2 separate regions of the Homo sapiens genome follow, and region 1 is linked to region 2. Evidence: chromatin contacts called from ENCODE Hi-C or POLR2A ChIA-PET data. All regions are on one chromosome and are shown on one strand. Each heading gives the region's core, a stretch centred on a gene start or an enhancer-like site at or near the end of the contact. The rest is flanking DNA. Distances are from core to core; before and after follow the strand shown. Region 1 overlaps ANO6 (anoctamin 6). Region 2 has its middle 24 kb from the start of ANO6.

Region 1 (3,751 bases), core at 1,114-3,613, 68 kb after region 2:
TTTTCCAGGTTTATTTTTAGGTTTATCACAATGCTTATCAAATTCCCAAAGCGATTTTTCTGAGAAAATTGGAAAAAGTAATTCACTTATAAATTAAACACATGAGAATAAAGAAAAAAAATGAAGTATTTGAAGAAAACTTGGTTTGGAATCTCTCAGCTCTGCTATTAAATACATATTAATCAGTCGTGTGGTGTTGGACACCCTTCCCCCAACTTTGTCCTCCTAAAAATGAATTACAATGAATAATTGTGAATTACTAAGAATTATTTTGAGGATAATGCATGTAGTGTATTCAGTATAGTGCCTGATGCTAGTAAATACTTAATTTTAGCAAAATCAAAGTAGAATACAAACCACAGTTACATACACATGCATACTTATTAACATAACACATAAGGATGAGAGAATAGTAATAATGTTGCCTCTATATGATGGAGTTGTGAGTTTGTCGTCTTCTTGCCTTTTCTCCATTTTTTTACAATAATCATGTTACTTTTCTAAGTAGAAAAGGGAGAAAAAATCTTTCAGTGATTTTCACCTCTGGGATATGTCCACGTTCCCTACCTCATTTGGTGCCCTCTATCCTCATACTCCTCTTTACTTCTCTCTCCTCACCTCTTACATGTGCCTTCTGCCTCCCTATTTAGTCACCACGAATCCTGAATTACTGCCTTCCCTGTACACTGTGATTCTGCTGCATGCCTTGCTGTCCCCCTGCCAATAATGTCCCCACCTCCACACACCAATTTTGTCTAGTTTATTGCCACTCCTCCCCTAAGATTTTGCTTAAAAATCACTCATCAGGTTTGAGCATTAGGACACTTGTATTAAAATTAACTGATTGTGTGTTTGTTTCCCCCAAAGGAATGTTTTCCTCCAGAATAGAGACTGTAAACTACGAGCTGGAAATAAAAGATTGTTAAGTTATAGTCCATGCCCTCAGGTTGCCGACAGTCTGATAGAGAAAGGGATGTGACTGCATGAAAGTAATAAATATTGTAGGATCTCTGATTCAAGTATCTTCAGAAAATGGTGGGACAGGAAGAGGGGAGTAATTTGCCCTTCTTGGGGAAGGGGTGGATTAGGGTGATGGGTTCATAAAGTTTCCATTATTTTCATTTAAGAGGTGATGCTTGAACTGCAGAATAGATGTTTCCTGGGCAGAGAACATGGGGACAAGTGTTACAGGCAGAAGCTTTACATGGAACAAAGGCAGGATGTTGGAGGACAGTCCAGCATTCAGAATGGTGAAGCATTAAGTTTGAGGTGGTGTCCCCATGGTGCTTGGCACATAGTACAAGCTCAAGGATTTTGAACTAAACAGTATGCTTTTTCCTGGTTTCTGTGTATAGGGTTTAGGGGTTTGTGTATCCCTAGAAGTTGTATGTAATATTTTGCATTTATGTGCTTTTGAAAATTTTTCAGGGGAGCGAGTCATTGGATTTCACTAGATTCTCTCAGAGGATTTCATGAACTATAAAAGGTTAAGAACCACGATTTTAACAGTACACCCTAGAAATGGATAAGGTGAGATGTAGAGGATAGAAACTGATGTGAAGACAAATACCTCCAGCTGCAATTGGCAGGGATGCCCCTGGGCATTCACAGGGCAGGTACTCACCTGCTGGAGCCACGGAGGGCCTGGTTGCAGTGGGTACTTCTGATAATGGCTCTGCACACGCTTTTCCACCTCCTTTCAGCAAACAGGCTTATTCCTGCCTCTTTATTTGCTCCAACTAAGCCATTATAGTATGCCTTCTCTGATAGTCAAAGCAACTCTCCAGGGCAGGAAACATGATGGGGTTGAAAGACTGGAGAGAGAATGGAAACACCATATGTTCTATTCTGAAAATAAAGTAAGAGATAAATATGTGAGGAGAACAGGAAAGCATGTACAGCAACCAAAGCAATTCAGTGGCAATGGCATTAAATAGACTGCGTTAAAAGGCTGCAACAGCACTAGCCTCCCACAGGCACTGTAGGTCAGCTCATTCATTCCTCCATGGCGAGTAAAGAGATGTGGGAATTATCCAACTCCTCGAATCCTGCCCAGGCAGATTCAGTGTCCTTCTTTGCCCTCTGTGCAGCTGTAATAACCTTGTATATACTTTTGTTCTAGAACATACTGCACTGTGGCAGAATTGTTGATAATTCTTTTCTTCCATAAGGAAAAAATGGCTGATTTTTGAAAGCCGAGCACTTAGCGCTGGGCTCAGTACATGTTTACTGAAAGAAAAAGGTTGAGTTTTATAGCCCAAAGGTAGTGAAGTCAGTTTGTACAGTTCAGCCTGTACAAAGGTAACCTTAAACAGCTGAAGATTTCCATTATCCTTGCTTTGTCAGCTTCTTTCCTCCTTTGCCCAGTGAGGCACTCAAGTAAGAGCTAATCAAGGAAGGAAGCAGGCAGATCTTTTGCAAAGATAGGGGCTGCTCTTTTGAAGGGAGGGATTTGGTGCAGTGTTGAATCTGATGCAATCTCAGACTCGATCAGCTTGCTAAACAATGTTGGCAATTGCAAGGCAAAGCAAAGGACAAAGGTTATGGGAGCAAATAGGAGGGCACTGTGGGTCACACTTGGATTTGTTTCAGGGGCACTGCACACCCTCATCAGTCAGAATCAAGTAACCTCCCAAAGCATAATAATGTGTTGCATTTTTCAGAGCTCTCTGGGATGCATGAATTAGGTGCTAGTCTTATGCTATCACAAGTCCTGCTCAGAGGGATTCAGAGGCCATCCAGTTAACAGAATGTAGGGAGAGCTTGAAGAGAGGATTGAGAGGAACCACTGATACGTTTAAAGGAATGAAAGATTTTATCATTTGTATTGAGTTTTTAGTTTTATTTTTATTTTTATTTATTTTTTTTTAAGAGACGGGGTTTCTTGCTCTGTCACCCAGGCTGGAGTGCAGTGGCGCCATCTTGGCTCACCACAGCCTCAAACTGTTGGGCTCAAGCAATCCTCTTGCTTCTGCTTCTTGAGTAACGAGGACTGCAAGCATGTGCCACCGCAACCGGCTGTTTTTTTTGTTTGTTTGTTTGTTTTGTTTTGTTTTGTTTTTTTGGTAGAGATATGGGGGTCTTGCTGTGTTGCCCAGGCTGGTCTTGAAATCCTGGCCTTAAGTGATCCCCCAGCCTTGGCCTCCCCAAATGTTACGTTTACAGGCATGAGCCACCATGCCAGGTGTGAATGAAAGGTTTGAAGAGAAACCTAAGGGTGATATCAGGATTCCAGGCATGTGAAGGACACAGAGAATATTTTCCAGTTATTGAGGAACAAAGAATAGGAAAATTGGTTTGCATTTTATGAGGGCTTCTGAGGAGTGAAACTCGAAAAGGATTCAGAACATCTTCCCATTCTCCTATGATGTTAACTGTATTAGTTCTAGGTAGAGGGCCGTTTTTAGTATTTCACTTGCTATCCTGGATTGGACACTTGATCTAAAGAGGGGAAAGGAAGGAAATTAATGATATTGATTGGACAACTGCTGTTAGCACGCTCAGGGTTTCCTCCAGCTCTGATTTGCAAATATCATCTTGTTTACCCAAGAGGGAAGCATTTTTATCCCCATTTATTTGTGGGACAACTGAGGCCAGGAACACTCACAGTTGTATGCATGATAAGTGGCAGTCCTGGCTCTGTTACTTCAGTCCTGAGTTTGTGTAACTCCAAAGGACTTGCTTCTAATTTATTTGTAAATGTATCAAGTTTAGTGTTTATTGAGGCCATTTGGATGTCTCAGTCTCTTTG
Region 2 (3,972 bases), core at 886-3,385:
ACTGTTTGTTCCTAAACTATGCCAATGAAATTTTTTTATTCATTATTTTACATTGCAGACAGACAGATAACAGAACCAGAGTTCTCTAGCTCTTTTGTCTAAGAGGTAGTGACATGGCATTGGATTCAAGCAAATCTGAGTTTAAATTCCTGCTTCACCACTTACTAGCTATGCCAGAGACTAACTGTTTTAGTGTTCATTGTGACCTTATGTTTACTAATTAGTAGAATCTCCTAAGTTTCAGCTGGGCACAGCACTACTCAGCCATAAGCTACATTTCCCAGCCTCGCTTGCAGCTAGATGGGGCCATGCAGCTAAGTTCAGGTTAGCAGGATGTAATTTGAAAGGATTTCCACAATTTGGGGGCATCTACTTTGAGACAAAGCTACTTGCCTTGAATATTGTCTTTCCCCCTTCCCATAGGCTGAAACATGACTATGATGGTGACCTAGCTTTGGCCATGCAGGAGATGACAGTGGCAAGAGAAGGAAAATCTGGGTTTCAGATCGACATCATGGAGCAGAGCTGCGCCAACAACCTGAAATGCATGCTCACAGTGGCCTGTTAAGAGGGACAGAAATATAAACATTAATGAATGAAACCACTATATTTCGCAGTCTCTTTATTACAGCAGTTCAGACTATAACCTTGAAAATATCCTTGCTATGTGCCCTTTGTGTTTAACCCCTCAGAATCTCAGTTTCCTCTTCTGTAAACTGGGGATAATTTCTACCACACATCCACGATGTTGAAGACTAAATGAGAAAACCAGAACCTCACACGAGAGGTGCCCAATGAATACAGCTGATCCACCAACAAGATTCTCCAGTAAATCTCCAATGTCTAGCACAGTGCCCAGCACATAGTATGCCCTCAATAAATATTTATTGAAAGAACAACTACTCAGCCACAGGCCAATCAGAGTGGAAGTTGTAAGTGCCCAGAAATCCTGAGTGATAACACTCCTATTGTGAGGATTAATTGATGCCACATATGTGAAAGTCCTTAGCAAATGCATGACTCATACGTAGTAAGGCACTCAAATAAAAGTTTTCATCAGACTGTAAGCTTCTTGAGGATGAGTTCTGTGTCTTGTTCACCACTATGTCCCAAGTGAACAGCCCACAGTAAGAGTAAGTAAATATTTGTTGCATGAGGAGAACATTGATATACAATGGGTGAGCTATTTTTATCCCCATCAGGTATCTTCTTCCCACACAAAAGAAGGAAATTGACATACAAAAGTTAAGCAATTTGCCCAAGTTGACACAGCTTCTAAGTAGCATAGTAAAGACTTAAGCTAAGTTTACCCTTACTAGGTTCATATTTGGAGATCTTCTAATTTTCAACCTAGGTAGATACTCTTTTTTCTTTTTCTTTTCTTTTTTTTTTTTGAGACATAGTTTCACTCTTGATCTTGTCACCCAGACTGGAGTGCAATGGCGTGATCTTGGCTCACTGCAACCTCCACTTCCCGGGTTCAAGCAATTCTTCTGCCTCAGCCTCCTGAGTAACTGGGATTACAGGCGCCCGCCACCATGCCCAGCTAGTTTTTGTATTTTTAGTAGAGACGGGGTTTCACCATGTTGGTCAGGCTGGTCTCAAACTCCTGACCTCAGGTGATCTACCCACCTTGGCCTCCCAAAGTGCTGGGATTACAGGTGTGAGCCACCGTGCCCGGCCGATACTCTTTTTCTAGAGCAGACTTTAAGACAAGTATGAGGAGAGAATTGAAAAGAGGAAGCTGAGTTGGAATGTTTTCTCTCATTTTACAGATTTGCTTAGCACATAATATGAGGGTATACTCAGTGCTTAGCAAATCTGTAAAATACATAACCCTACAGCAGGGAACATTCTTCCCATTCCTTGCTTCTTAGAGGGCCTACACTGTTTAAAAGCATCTCCTCTCATTTTTTCCTCCTATTTATGTATAACTAGACCTTTTGGATCCCTATGGAAAAACAATTCAACAACTTTTTTTAAAGACTCATTGTTAAGTGACCAGATTAACAAATATTCACCCTTTAGCCTTGGGTAGTATTTATATCACAGAAGAGATAAAAGGAGAAGCCACCAGCATGGCTATCATGTTCTTACTCTAGCTGATTTGAAATGCCCTTTACACTTTCATCTTAACTACCAAAACAATAGATGAGTCACTGATCCTCAGCAAGATAAGTCACTGTTCTTCAGCGAGGGGATAAGCAGAACTAGTTCTCCTATCAGGATGAGGAGTTAATTATAAATGGTTTGGTTAGAGTGGGCTTGAGGAAATGCTGATGGGGGCAGGGTTCTTCTCTCTAGTGTATCCTCCCTCCCCGTTATCATTCTATAAACAGTTACTACTTTTAGAGGTGTATTGTTTTTAACAACTGTTTGATAATGAAGATACTGGCTGATTCCGTTTTAAGGTAGATGCTTTTGCAGGGATATTTTTAAATTAAAAAAAAAAAACAAAACAGGTAAGGATGAAAAGTTCCAGGTGAGAACAATGGCCCCTTTATAGCCTTTTTCTCTGTTTAGATTCAGAAATGCTGTCTCTATGGTATCCCTGGACTGCTTGCTGGCCTTTGAAAAATGGAAACCTATAAGTGATCGTCCTTCCATATTGCTTCTCGGGACCCACTGACCCCAATAAAATAAATTGATATTTATTTGTATTATATATTACATGTGTCCATGTGTTTGAGTGTGTGTATTTCCAGGTTTAGAAAGTTTGTACAAGTATTACCTGTAAATACTGTATTTGGTCTGAGACATCTATGAGGACATTTAATTTTTTTTCTGTCTTCATTCTTTCTTTTTAACCACTTTCTTCTCTTACCACTCATTAGTCTTTTTTTCTAACCTGATACACAAAGGTGGATATTGTTTAATGTGGCCATTTAGAAACCATGTCAGTTATCTTCCTGCCCTCTCTTCCGCCCCTGAATATGGGGAAGAAAGAGGCTCTGAAGGTTTGCTATCCTGGGTATAAGTATATGGACTCCCCTTTGTGAGAAGCTGTAGCCATGAAAGACAGAATCTGCCTTCCACCCAAGGTGGTTCCCTGGGGCCATGATTGCCTTTCCACATGGATGCTTTACACCTATGTGGAAAACAAGGCCACCCGACATTTACCCCAATGGTGGTAAAATACATAGGTGAGGAAGACCTCTGCCCCATACAGCCTTCCCTCACCTGAACTTCCTGTGAATTCTGAGGTCTGGACTAGGTCCTGATAGAAAAAAAAGAAAAAGGTCGAGTGTGGTAGCTCACGCCTGTAATCCCCGCACTTTGGGAGGCCGAGGCAGGTGGATCATGAGGTCAAGAGATCGAGATCATCCTGGCCAACATGGTGAAACCCCGTCTCTACTAAAAATACAAAAATTAGCTGGGCGTGGTGGCATGTGCCTGTAGTTGCAGCTACACGGGAGGCTGAGGCAGGAGAATCACTTGAACCCGGGAGGTGGACGTTGCAGTGAGCCGAGATCGCATCACTGCATGACAGCCTGGCGACAGAGCAAGACTCTGTCTAAAAAAAAGAAAAAAAAAAAAACCTTCTCAAAATAAAAAGGGAACAAAGGTGCATTTGAGAAGAGGGAGAATTTGGAGATGGACCAGGGTTTAAATTGTTGACTTAGTGAACAGAGGGGAAAAAATATTATGATGCTAGCAGCCTTTTCTGGAATTTCCAGACCTTTGGTAAAAATCCTAAGCCTTTTTTCTGTGTATGAGACATAGGAGTAGCAGGGAGGTGCAGGTAGGTGCAGCCAGGAGAGAAGAGGGAAAGGATGCAGATTTACGTCAGAGAGATTCCTTGTGAAGAAGTAACCATGTGACTTCTTCCTTTCACATCCAGTTTTTTTTTTTTGTATTTTTTTTTTTTTTTTTTTAGACAGAGTTTCACTCTTGTTGCCCAGGATGGAATGCAATGGCATGATCTCAGCTCACTGCAGCCGCCACCTCCTGGGTTCAAGAGATTCTCCTACC

The links. A loop is a pair of places that touch in the nucleus more often than their neighbours do. ChIA-PET counts read pairs that join two places held with the same protein, here RNA polymerase II (POLR2A). Pooled maps may share reads with other maps.
Region 1: a map of Caco-2 shows a loop between it and region 2 (6-fold over the local background). The contact joins two enhancer-like sites. A Hi-C loop is called at or near these places in 3 of 168 maps with a recorded cell type or tissue (Caco-2, PC-9 and endothelial cell of umbilical vein), 1 of 37 single-sample maps with no recorded cell type and 4 of 50 pooled maps. POLR2A ChIA-PET finds 5 or more read pairs at or near these places in 4 of 52 experiments (GM12878, H1, HepG2 and 1 more).

What each region holds. Positions count from the first base shown.
Region 1 is chr12:45,257,933-45,261,683 of GRCh38, forward strand. The region is part of intron 1 of ANO6 (anoctamin 6); the gene reads left to right. Among named protein-coding and RNA genes, the nearest start is that of ANO6, 44 kb to the left of the region's middle. Within about 2 kb of position 2,364, at least 4 of the 41 ENCODE cell types and tissues checked have a DNase peak (open chromatin) inside an H3K27ac peak, as active enhancers do; they include PC-9, where a contact is called at or near this core.
Region 2 is chr12:45,190,401-45,194,372 of GRCh38, forward strand. It overlaps the pseudogene PLEKHA8P1. Among named protein-coding and RNA genes, the nearest start is that of ANO6, 24 kb to the right of the region's middle. Within about 2 kb of position 2,136, at least 3 of the 41 ENCODE cell types and tissues checked have a DNase peak (open chromatin) inside an H3K27ac peak, as active enhancers do; they include PC-9, where a contact is called at or near this core.